2 separate regions of the Homo sapiens genome follow, and region 1 is linked to region 2. The links are chromatin contacts, found by Hi-C or POLR2A ChIA-PET in ENCODE. All regions are on one chromosome and are shown on one strand. The core of a region is the stretch at or near the end of the contact, and the rest is flanking DNA. Distances in the headings are between cores, read along the strand shown.

The links. Hi-C counts contacts between places; a loop is a spot of excess contacts on that map. ChIA-PET counts read pairs that join two places held with the same protein, here RNA polymerase II (POLR2A).
Region 1: a loop to region 2 is called in a map of sigmoid colon, with 2.0 times the contacts of the local background. The contact joins the enhancer-like site here to the promoter of AMOTL1 in region 2. A Hi-C loop is called at or near these places in 3 of 168 maps with a recorded cell type or tissue (mammary epithelial cell, psoas muscle and sigmoid colon). POLR2A ChIA-PET finds 5 or more read pairs at or near these places in 7 of 52 experiments (AG04449, AG04450, BJ and 4 more).

The regions. Positions count from the first base shown.
Region 1 is chr11:94,809,964-94,816,271 of GRCh38, forward strand. The region is part of intron 3 of AMOTL1 (angiomotin like 1); the gene reads left to right. Among named protein-coding and RNA genes, the nearest start is that of AMOTL1, 45 kb to the left of the region's middle. Within about 2 kb of position 4,502, at least 2 of the 41 ENCODE cell types and tissues checked have a DNase peak (open chromatin) inside an H3K27ac peak, as active enhancers do.
Region 2 is chr11:94,763,767-94,770,010 of GRCh38, forward strand. It overlaps AMOTL1 (angiomotin like 1), which reads left to right and starts at 4,590. Exons shown (of 13, transcript NM_130847.3): 1 at 4,590-4,794. The coding sequence starts at 4,746.

The sequences.
Region 1 (6,308 bases), core at 3,252-5,751, 46 kb after region 2:
ATACTAGACACATAGAAATAGATCTTATAGATTCATAACACCTCTTTTTTTTCCTCCTATTTTAGACTTCCAATTTCTTGATAACCTGTTTTATTACTCCAGGCAGATGTCAGCTACATAGCCCTAAATTTGCATATTAAAGGGCCAACTCTTGTGAAAAATCAGATAGTGAAATTTATATCTCAAGGTACAGAGAGAAAGAGTCTGGTGGTACTACAGGGAGATTAAAAATGGATGCCAAGTCAAACATAAAATTACAGAAATCTATCATAGAATTGTATAAGGAAACCAATTTTATTTAGATAGGTAGTTCTAAATTTAGTCTCTGTCTTTTAACTGGATCTGTGAACTCTGGGCAGAGCCCACACTGAATCCTGGGTCTCCAAAAAGAGAACTAGTATGGGGCTAGACCACGTGACGCTTTCATAGTGCACTTTTTTTCAAACAAAGACATTTCTCTAAGTGTCTAAACTACTCTCTTTCTTACTTTAAACACCCCAGAGTAATCTCTGCTACAATAACTATTTTAGTCCAAAAAAAAAAAAAAAAGAAAAGAAATGAGGTATGAGGTAATACACTAGTAAAGCAAGCAGTTTAAGATCTGAGACAAACTTATCTGTTTACACTCTTGGGGTTCCATAAGGAAAAACAGAGGTTTCTCCCCAAAAGGGAGTCTGGTGCCTTCTTTGTTTTCTTTAAGGAATCCTGGGCTATTAGAAACTATTTCAGGTCCCTTATGCAGCAGAGTGTGGCAAGAGAAAGGAGAGAGAGCAGAAGTAAATGGAGAAAACAGAATTCAGTCAACTGAGAAGAGAAAAAAACTTTTTCTCAAAAAAAAAAGAAAGATCCTAGGAGAGAAAAATAAAAGACACACACACACACACACACACACACACACACACACACGCGTACACACACATATCTTGGATATTAGCTTTTAATTGACTGCTAACCATTGAGCTACTTAAGAAAAAAAAATTTTAAGTCTCATTACCATATTTTAGCTAAAACAAATTGCTGATATTTCAAAACTAATACAAATGTCAAACCAGAAAGAGCCTGATTTAGGAACCAATCCCAGGCTATCGTGGTGACAAAAAATTGGGGGCAGAACCTTAGCTACCTTTAGCTACTGAACTGCAGCATGGGGCAACAGCCATTGCTACTTCAGTTTGGCTTGGCTTGTTACATAAATAAAGGTGCCCTTGTTATGTAAATAAAGCCCCTCAAGTGGTCAAAATCAAAAATCTTTCAGGCCTGCTGAAAGTGCTGTAATCCCAGCACTTTGGGAGGCTGCAGCAGGTGGAATGGCTGAGGTCAGGGGTTCGAGACCACCCTGGCTAACATGGTGAAACCCCGTCTCTACTAAAAATACAAAAAAATTAGCTGGGTGTGGTGGTGCACGCCTGTAGTCCCAGCCGCTCGGGAGGCTGAGGCAGGAGAATCCCTTGAACCCAGGAGGTGGAGGTTGCAGTAAGTCAAGATTAATGCCACTGCACTCCAGCCTGGGCGACAGAGCAAGACTCTGCCTCCGAGAAAAAAAAAATTCTTTTTTTTACCTTTTGCTGGCTGTCATTTTCCTTTTCCCATTTTTTTTTTTCAGATGTGGGAATTTAGCCAATTCAGAGGCCTTGTTCCCCATAATTTGAAACTTTCCCTTGGATTTGATCAAGTCAGATAGAGCTGGTCAAACCCAATAGGAAACAGATGGAAACAACAACAGAAACAAACAAGCAACAACAACAACAAAACAGTTATGCAAAACAAACAATCTCACAATTTATACAATTACTGAGCACTTTAAAGTTAAGGAGAAATTAAGACCAGCTGGTTGTTAAGTTTAGCCAAGACAAAACCCCAATTCAGCTACTTACCTAGGAGTGGGGCTCAGGCTAATGACTGCTCTCTACCATCCTATAAACAGGAAAAAAACTCTAACTTGCCTTCCCTGTTGGAAGCAAGCTAAAACTCCAGAAAGGAGTTACCTGCACTCCATCATGCAGAAAAACTTGTCTTCCTTGTTGGAAGAAAGCAAAACTCCAGAAAAGGAGCTGTACAGCAAAATAAACTTTAGATCTCGATCACATTTGGGGAAATCAGGGATTCTCCGGAGGGGAAGTTGCCAGGCCTCAGCAAATTGTCCTATTGATCCGAGCCTTAAAGGTATCTTAAGCTGCTACGAAGCACCCATAGATTTGTCAAAGTACAGGGGAACCACCACTCAGAATCCCTTCAGGTTTCCAATTTGTGAACCCCAAAGTATCTGAGACAGATCTCAGGAAGTTTATTTTGTCAAGCTTAAGAATGCACCCATGACACAGCCAATGAATGTAAGGTGTATATTGGTTTGGTCCAGAAGGGCAGGACAACTTGAGGTGGGGGAGGGGGCTTCCACATTATGGGTAGATAAGAGACAATCTGTTGCATTATTTAGAGTCTCTGATTAGCTTTCAACTGAATACACAATTTACATGTGAGAGGAGGGTAAAAGAATAGTCGCTTATGCCTTAGTCTTGCTTAGTGAAACAGTAGGGCAGAGGAAGCAATCACATGTATTTCTCAGGTAAGCAGAGGGATGATTTTGAGTTGTGTCTGTCCTTTGTCCATAAGGAATTTCCTTGTGGGCAAATTGTGAGGAAAGTATATAGTTTTTTGTTTTGTTTTGTTTTGTTTTGTCTTTGTAGCTATCTTATTTAAGAATAAAATAGGAGGCGGGTTTGCCTGATACAGTTTCCAGCTCGACTTTTCCCTTTGGCTTAGTGATTTTGGGGTCCCAAGATTTATTTGCCATTCACAAAAGCAAACAAAGTCTTGATGTGTAGTTCTCCAACCACAGCTGTGTCTCTTCTGCAAAGACTTGGGAAACTCATTTTTCTGTTGATCTCAACCACTGGGTCGCAATCTGGGAACTGCAGCTTAGATACTAAGCATTAGCATGAAATCCCAAATCATCCACATTCCATATCAAAGGGCTGAGTCAGTCCTCTGAAGAGCCAGCTGCTTCTAATCAGTAACAGTGACATATGCAACCTTCCATAACTTGTAGCCATCCATAGCGAAAGCTCTCAGAGCTACCCCCATTCTCCGCAGGAGGTCACCTAGCCTTATATTTTCCTTTTAAGTATGTTTGCTGAAATGTTTGTGAGCCTGTCAGCCTCTGTAGCTCTCATTTTGTAAGTATTTCTCATAGCCAGGTTTCCTCTGAATGCCAACTCCTAACAGCTGAATGTCAAACTCTAGAAGACAATTTGACAAGGATCACTTCAGCCCTCCCTACATGGATACGCAGACCTTCATAGAGATGGCCTCAGAATAAGTCCAGCAGATCCTAACAGAATAATTAGCCTCAGGCCTTGCTTGGTAACTGAACTCAAGACACTCCATCTGGGCTCAGGATGTGTTTCCCAGCTGGATTTCCTTAGGCCTTCAATTTAGCAGCCCTCCCATTTCATGTTGAAATAACTGGGATCAACGTTCCCCAGGCAAGGTAAAGAACTGGAGAGCTCAGTGCAATTCTTTATTCCATAAGTGACTTCACCTTGCAACCATCCGCAGTTTTCAGAAAGGAATGTTATCAGTGGGCACACCTAAACCATCCCTCCCCTCTCTCGCTACACACCCACTGCATAACCTGCCATCTCTTTAGACACAAAGCATTTCTGCATCTTGGTGAATTTGTGCCCCTTCCACACTGAAGTGCGTGTGAATATACATGTCGTCCCATGTGTACAAGGAAGTCCAACTCCACCACAAGAGTGAAATTCACAATGCCCTGCTTTCACCCCAGGTCACAGGAGCTTCGATCAGGAATGGACCCAAAACACTACACATCTGTCACTGAGTCAGTGCTTCCTGCAGGCTGGCTAAATCCTACAATAATACATTTTTCAGGGAAAAGAGGTTCTCTTGGTAAGAGCCAAAATGCCACAGATTACACCACTGCTTTTGAATGAAAGGGCAGAAACCCATTCCCACCTCCTGAGTATTCCCTTTCACACTTCACTTAATGTGAAGAGGAAACGCAGCTGTCTCCTACAGGCTGAGGGGCACAGATGAGTCTACAACTCCCTCCCCTTCTACTCAGGTAGCTTCGGGTGGGGCTTCTATCTTTTAACATTTATTTAACTCTGGGATTTGGAAGTCACTTATGGTCAATGGGAGCTTATCTTCTCCATCATCTTTTTATGTCAGGTAGCAATTACAAGGAAAACCAAGGAGAGAGGCTGAAATCAGGTGATAGTGCTTTCTTGATGCCAGCATACGTCATCAGTGATGGTGACTAGTTACCTGAATGACAGTGCAGAAAAGGCAGGTTTGCCAAGCTTAAGGGACAGGAAAGAATGGGCTTTTTCAAAATGGGAAATTTTCTATCAAACAGAGAGCACTGGCCTCACAAATAACTCAGTTACGCATTCATGCTAATAAATACCACATTACGATGGACAATGTGCAGGCAGGAGAGAAACTTCTATTCCTTGGCTCCACTGCTCAGCCAGCTGGGGTGAGTGAGCTCAAAGGTCTGTACAAGCAGATCTGAGCTTAGTGTAAACGAGGGAGAAGGAGTGTCAGAAGGGAACAGGACAATTTCACAGAAAATCATACCAGTGCTATGAAACAGCCTATCCTCGGCTTGCAAAGATAATGTTATTGATGGGCCCCTATTACGATAAACACGTGCAAGTAATGGGGACACAAAGAAAAGGGGAAAAGAGAGGATGGGAGCCCACACTTACTGATAAACTACTTGTGACTATAACTCCATGTTCTAATTGTCTATTTGTGAGCCTGTTTCCCTATTAGATTGTGAAATCAGAGAGGAAGCTTACTAGACATCCTGTATCTCCGTTTCATGGGACTATAATGCCACTTATTCAGTTGTCAGAGTCTGATACATAGTAAGCACTGCATAAATGTTAGATATTCTCACCATGATTATAATTATTATCATTGTATCCCACACCCCCTAATACAGAGCTTAGCACTGGGCATTCATGAGAAGCCTGGTAAATTTTTTCTATTACAGCAAACATTTATTGAACACTTTTTACAATCCAGCCACCAGAAAAAAGTAGACTTTGAGCCAAATGCTTTTTCAAGTTTATGTGACTTAAGTAAATTTTTAATAAATAAGCTAGTTTTAAAAGTATTCATGAAATGTAATTAGAAATGGCTTCAGAATTGTCAACATAAATTATCGTTTAGATTCATTGGTAAAGTGGCTTAATATTTATCTCTGCTAGATGTAAAAATGTGGCATGAGGGCTATAAAGTTATAAATGTAGCACAAAAGAAAATTATCTTTTTTTATGTAAACTTTGATAAATAAGGAATTCAGTATTGTTCAGTTAATGAAAACAGCTAAATCCTGAGTTATTGGCAAAAACAAACAAAAAAAAAATTTGTCTAATGTTAAGGTTCTTAGGAAAACCTGAACTCCACAGGTTATAAAATGGTTAACATTTTTAATGATAACTATCACAGTTTTAATAAGTAATCTGGTTGAAAAAACAATTAGTTAGATAAATGTAGTGGAATAAATGCCTATAAATAAACTTATCATATAATTTAAAATCTAAAGTTACATAATACGTATTCATTGAATGTCTGGGTCATTTCCAATTTTTAAATAAATTATAGAAAAATGTTTTTCTATAAAAGAAATGTGTTCTTATTTAAAGGAAAATAATATTTGTCTCATTCAAAGTTTATTTAAAAGTTATTTATAAAACAAGGTAATGGTAACCAGTATATAAAAGCATTGTAAAGAAAATTATAAATATAAAAAGGTATTTTTGGCAAGAAAGGTTAAAAAGGAAAATAATTTTATATGAGAAAGAATCTTGTATGGTAAATTTTTTTCCTAGAATAAAATGACTGGTTAAGAAAGAGGGATATTCAGGACAAACCAGAAAGTCCACGTATGCCATGAATGGTCTGTGTAAGTCATAATAAGGTTTGTAAAAGTAAAGTTTTATGGGGGAAGAAAAACTTTATATGATCAAGTTGTCTGTAATGAAAGAGAAATTATTTATAATGGTCTTTCTAGAGATTGTGTTTTGATATTTTAAAAAAACACTTATGCACTAAAGAATTGGGTAGTACAATGAAACTTTTTTTAAGATATTGATTTACCCTTAACAAAATTACAAGACATTTTAATTTTTTAACCCAAAGTTTAACTTTTATTGTATCTTGCTGTTTCAGCTTCCTCTCCCCTTTTAAAAGCCCCGAAATAGTAAATATCTCCTTCAACTCACTTTTGGCTCCCGTAAGTTTTATTCCTCGGGTGCTGTTTGTTTGTTGTGGCC
Region 2 (6,244 bases), core at 3,340-5,839:
GGAGGAGGAAGAAGGGGGTGGGTTGGGCTTGCTGGTTCAGGGTGGCAGAGGTGGAGGAAGATCTGTGTGTAAGTTGACCTGCACTGTTCAAACCTGTGTTGTGCAAGGGTCTGCTGTATTGCCATTGTAAAACAGAGAACTGAAAGAAAAGGTTGGAAAAAAACTTCTCACCTGGTGATTATATAGGGGTTTATTAACTCTGGGGTTGATGTGACCATTTGATGTTTATAAAAAGAAGAAATTAAAAGAAAAGGTGTTTAGAAGCATGGCAGCGTATGCTTTCCTTCCTTGTGTCCATGCCTTTGCTCGAAATATCCTCCTCTCAGCACCTGGATTTCTTGGAACTTGCCCGTTTTTTTCCTGTGCATCATTCCTCTATGCTCCCATAATGCTTTGTGTCTAATCTCTAGTGTGTTCACCATCATTTTTTATCTTTAGCATACTACACTCTGATGTAGTAAATACTTCTGAAAGTGAATTGCAGGAGCACTGACTAACCCCAGTGAGCCAGCTGGAAACCTCAATGTGCTAGGAGTCATTTCGAGTGGATTCTAGGACTGCACCTTTAGAGATTCAGAAATTTGGAGGTGGAACATGAGGAGTTTAAATTTTTACATGCTTTGGTTTCATAAGTTACACTTCAGAAAGTGCTTGAAATTGAACTTAAAAAATATCCTTACTTGTTCTAGGAGCAAAACAAGCATTTTGATCAAAGCAGCCTGGGTGCATCAAATCATTGGTTTGTTCATTCAACAGTCATTAATGGAGAACTACCAGTTGTAGCGATGGTCCCAGGTGAGGCTGTGTGTAGTAGCTGTTCCTTACGTAGTCATGTTCATCCACTCTTCTTTTGCTGTTTGGCTTCTCTGTCTTTGCAAGCCCAAGCCCATTCTTAGGGCCCATTCAGTGAAAGTATTAGCTGGTAAAGACTTTAAATGTTTGTCAAGAAGGGGTGCTGAGAAAAGTGAGAGGAGAAAGACATTTGCATTTTAATAGAGTATTTAAATTCCTTGGTATTTCAAATTACTGGAGAAGAGGAGGGTTTCTAACTTTTACTGAATTCCTAGATGTGCCCAGCACTTGACCTGTATTATCTCATTTAACCCTTGCAATAAGTTTATGAGGCAAATGTTATTATTTTATAGAGGAGGAAGCTGAGGCTCTCCGTGTCTAGAAATAGATAGAACATGGACTAGAAGCAGGTCTTACTGTAAAGGCCCTGCTCATTCTCCTCTATCCAGATGCCTCTGTTACTTCAACATTCTTCCCGCCTCTATGCTTGTTGGGAACAGCTTGGTATCACTGGAACATCCTGGTACTCGTCCTGTTTTGAGTGAAAGACTGCTCTCTGGGCTGCCCCAAAGAGCACTAAAATTGGCCCATCATCTTCTTAGCTTTCTTAGGAATGAGTAAATGACAACTTGGGTCACTTTAGAAAGGATGCTGACCTTTAGGATGAGTGCATAGATCTAAAGAAGGCACAGATGTGGACTGGTTCACTACCTTGCTGTTAGTGAAGGTGTGTTCAATTTTTATTGTAAACATACTTTGTTTCCATTAGACACAAACCAGACATCAGAATCTCCAGCCAAGTGTGCTTACTGAAAGATGTTATTGATAACTTCTTGCTAGTGAAATTCAGAGTCTTTTTTTGCAGGCCTTAGTTCCTGAACAATAGATTCAGGAACTAAGTTAAGGCCTGAAAAGATTGTTTTCTGCATTTGATGTAGAGCTTATTCACAGATAAGGAAATTAAGGCACAGGAGGGAAACATTGGTCTCCAGCAGTGTTTTCTGCCTGTGCTTCCATGTATCTGATTACTGGGTATTAATTTGAGGAGTCTAGGCTAGGTCCACCTGATTGAATCAGAAGATCCTTGAACCCACAAGCTGTGCCTAGCACTTCATTGCAGGTCTAAGAATCTGTAGCATTTGATAGAAGGACCCACTTCTTAAAACTTCCTCTGGCTTCCATGCCTTTACCTTTTCCCAGCTCTTCTACTTCTCCAGATTCTTCCTCTTCTCCCTCCTTCTTTCCCTGTTTTCCAGTTGTGGACATTCTGTTAATGAACTGATCTTCAAAGCTTCATCTCTCCTTTTCTCTACACCTCTGTCCTCCACTTCTCACCCAGTCCCTTGTTCCTTGTTTCCTCTTGCCCAGAGGATAGTAAGTCACTCAGCATCTTTCTCAAACCGTTTCCTCTTCTCAACTGTGCTTCATCTGTCATTGGTCTAATGATCCATTCTTCTAAGACTGCAAGATCTATTCTTCCTATGACTGGGCTCAAAGCCTAGGTTAACTTGATTACTTTGTCCTTTTCCCCAGGATAAACAACGAGTCAATGAGAAGAATAAAATCTTGCTTCAAAGATTTGATACCTTTCTTTATGACATCTGGTATCTCCAAAGATATGGTATCTCTCATTTCCTTTTTATCACCTCTGTCAACCTCACCTATCATTGCTTCCTGCAACTATCCTAGATAGTCTCTTGAAATAATAATAGCAAATGTATATTGAATACTACATGCATTGTGCTGAGTATTTTACATTTGTTATTTTATTCAGTCTTCACAACCACTCTGTGAGATGCTATTTTCTTCATCTTGCCAAAAAGGATACTGAGGTTTAGAGAAGTTAGGCAACTTGCTCAGCGTCACACAGATACTGAATGGTGGAGCTGCAACTCAGCTCATGCCTGTTTTGTTCTAAACTTGATGGTTGTAACTTGGAAATTTTGCTGCTTCCTAGACTATAGGATGGTATCTAGGAGTGGGCAATTAGTAAAGATTAGTTTCCTTTCTTCTTTTTCTATCCATCACTTCTTCCCCAATTTGTATTAAATTCGCGCAAATGTTAGGTGAATCAGTGGTCCCTTCACTGTCCATAAGATAACCACTTCAGCTCCTAATTTGCGATTCAGGGTTCACAATGTGTAATACAAGGCACATTGAGGCAGAGGTTGTTTCTATACCTGGCTTTGCTACTAAACTTGTTCTGTAACATTGGACAAGTCATTCAACAGCTATGCCTGAGCTTCTTCATCCGGCAAGTGAAAGGTTTAGTTGACACTTTCTTAGATTCTTTCCAGGCCTACATTTTTGTGACGTTGTTATTCTGCCTTCCCTTGTTTTCTCCTCGTTTCTGGTAAAAACGCTTTCCTCTATGCCTTCTTCCCAAGCACCCAGACCTTGTCATCTCCCTCTTGGCTTTTGCCTCTGCTTGCCCAGTGCTGCCTTTTCCTCTTTCTGCTGTGTCTGAACTCCACCACCCTCCCAGGCTTTTCCTTCTGTGTAGTCAGTGCCTCTCTCCGCCCTTCCCAGGCATCTGCAGTACTTGGATCTCCTGCTTTGTTGCTTGCCTGTTTTCTGTTCACACATCTTGTCTTCTTAGACAGATAACAGATCCTTGAAGGGCTGGTCAGCTGCTCTAAGTTTCTTTTGTGTGCTAAGTTTCTTTTGTGTGTACCAGGGTAGATGACTTTAAATGGAGTAGGCATTTCATAAATAATTGTTAAATGATTACATTTGGGCTTTATCTTGAGAGCAGAGTTTACTCAGTAGGAGGGCCCATCAGGGGAATCAGAATCAGGACATGCAACCCACCAGAACTGATGAGAGGTAAAACTGCTGGCAGTCTAGTTAGGGAACTGCCACAATCCAGGGAGGAGTCCCTGAAGGCCGGACCTAGATAGCAGGTAAACAGAGGCAGGGAGCACCAGATAAGAGAGGCTTGGTGTGCGCTAACTCTCCCACTAACATCCTGGGCAGCAACTGTACAGTTACCTAGCTTTCTCTTCTCCAAGCAGTAGAGCTGCCCGGAAAAAGCCAGGCAGAAGTGCTATGGGGCAGGCTCGGGCACCCCAGATTAGGGCTCCAGAGAGCCGCCAGTATAAACCAATATAATGAGGTGGATGAGTAGTTCTCAGCACAGCCTGATTTTAAGAGGTGGGGCAACATTTTCCCAGAGTCGCTTACTTTCTTTACCTCTACTCAGGCAGATAACAGCCTGGGGATTTATGGCCAGAGGATGTACGGTTCTGCGAACACATTTAATATCCGAGGCTGTCAGGTCTGTTTTGGCCCTTCTGTTTGTCAACGGAGCACATAGTAGCAGCTTATCGCCCAATCTCAAGTGCGTGATGGAAGCACTGGGGCCTGGGGAATGCTGAGAAAAGTGTGGCCACTTTCTACCTGGAAATTCCACTTAAGAAGAAAAAAAACCAACCTAAGCAAATCTAGACTTTTGGGCAGATCCGGAAACAGAATTTTGGCCGGCATTGGGCTGGTGGGGAAGGAAGACAAAGTGGAGGGAGAACTGGTGAGTCTGAAATTAATCAAAACCCGGCAGGGGACAAAGGAAGGGATGCTGTCGCCCTCCTAAGTCTCAGGGAGACACGTCAGCTTGAGCTCTGGGCAATTTCAGCCTGGCAGTCTCGCGGCCCGGGGAGGGGCGGCGGGTGTCTGCAGACGGGCTCTAGGGCCCAGCGGCCGGGCGCCACGGCGGGGGTGGAGTGTAGGGTTCTAGTGACGAGCCCGGGCGACCCTCCCCGGCCCGCGCGCGGGGAGCGGGGAGCGCGGACGGCGGCGGGAGCGCGCGAGAAGCTCTAGGACCCAGCAGCGGTTGTCGGGTTTGGGGCTGGAGGTGAAGCCCTGTGTGAATGGGGTTGATTGTCCGGCGCCACTTCCCCGCGCTGCCCGGCAGCCGTCTTCCCCAGCCGAGGGACTGAACTAGCCATGATCGCCTCATGTGGAGGGCAAAGTTGCGCCGGGGAACTTGTGAGCCTGCGGTGAAAGGTAACCAGCCCCCACTCGAGGTGCCGGGAGGGCGTCTCCGAGTCTCCCACGCGAAGAACCCAGTCGCCCCGGGCTCCCCGGGCCCCTGCTGCTCACGGAAGGGGGCAGCTTCTGGGGGCCCGGGGCTGAGATCCCAGATTGTTGTTTTTAAGCGGGTTCCCTTGCCCCGCTCCAGGTCCAGTTGCCTGCGGGCCGGGCCTCAGCGTCTTGCCGCCCCGCGACCCACGTTGACTGAAGTTGTGGCCCCGGGGTTTGGGCCCCGGGGTGCTGCGCGCCCGACGCGGGGCTGGCCTTTCCTGAGGGGCGCAGCCATATGGCCAGACACTCCGAGGCGCGCCCGCGCCCGCGCGCGGGTCTCGCGGCGAGGGAGGGGACGGAAGGGGGTGTCCGGTGCAGCTTTCCCCGGCGCGAGACAAAGGCGCGCGCACCGGCCCGCCCGACGGGCTCTGGCGCTGTGGACTGGACCCTTTCTGCCCGCCGGCCAGACCCGGCTCTGGCGGGTGGGGGCGACGAAAGGGTCGCACCCCAGCCCCAGACGCTCGGATCGCGTTAGCTGCTGCTCCTTCTTTGTTCTCTCCCCAGACAAGTTTCTTTGACAAACTGGAGAGTTACATCCAGCTCCCGCTTGCCTGTTAGGGCTGCCTTTACAATAATCTGCTTTCGCGGGGAGAAAATTTAAACTTTCCAAATGGAACTGTTTTTTCTTGGAATGTGACATTTGTGGCAGGAGGGAGAGTGGTACGTTGGCCGATGACAGCCGAGCGGAACGGTGGCCTAGTGCCGGGACAGGGACCGAGCGTGCCCCATAGGCGGCCGGGCTGGAGGACGCGGCGGCAGAGCAGACGAGCCCTGGCGCGCACCTCTAGGGCCTCCGCTACCTGGACTGCGCTCGCGGCGACGTGTCCAAGTTTCCCCCCTCAGAGCCCCAGGCCGAGAATCCCGGGTATCTGCGCAAAGCTCCCGCGCCTCGCCCACCCTACTCTTCCTATCTTTACTGATGACTAGGAAGACTTTCCTTTTCCATTTTTGTTCGAAGATTTTTGCCTTTTTGGCTTCGGTGTTGGTTTCCTGTCTCCGCGTGGCAAATACCTTTTGGCCGGGCTAGCGTGTGGATCACCTGGACTGGGGTTTCAGAGGTGGGCCCTGAGCGTGCGGCCTCCTGAGACGATGCGGTTTGGACCCAACATTTTGTCCCCATGGTCCCTCAGCTCCCTTTCTCTGTGAGGCCTTGGTTTCCCATTTTCTTCTCCTGAGGCATGTTATGAGAACTGAGTTTTTGTACTGCTTATAGAAGGCCTTGGTGGTGGTGGGGTACGTGGTCTCGAGAGCCAGTTGTGATACCTCGAAGATGCTTTCGGCTAACCAAAGCAGTAACGTGCTAACCTGCTCACCATAAACGAATTAAACCAGAATAGAGGGCTATTAATAGCTACAGTTCCAGAAAATTTCC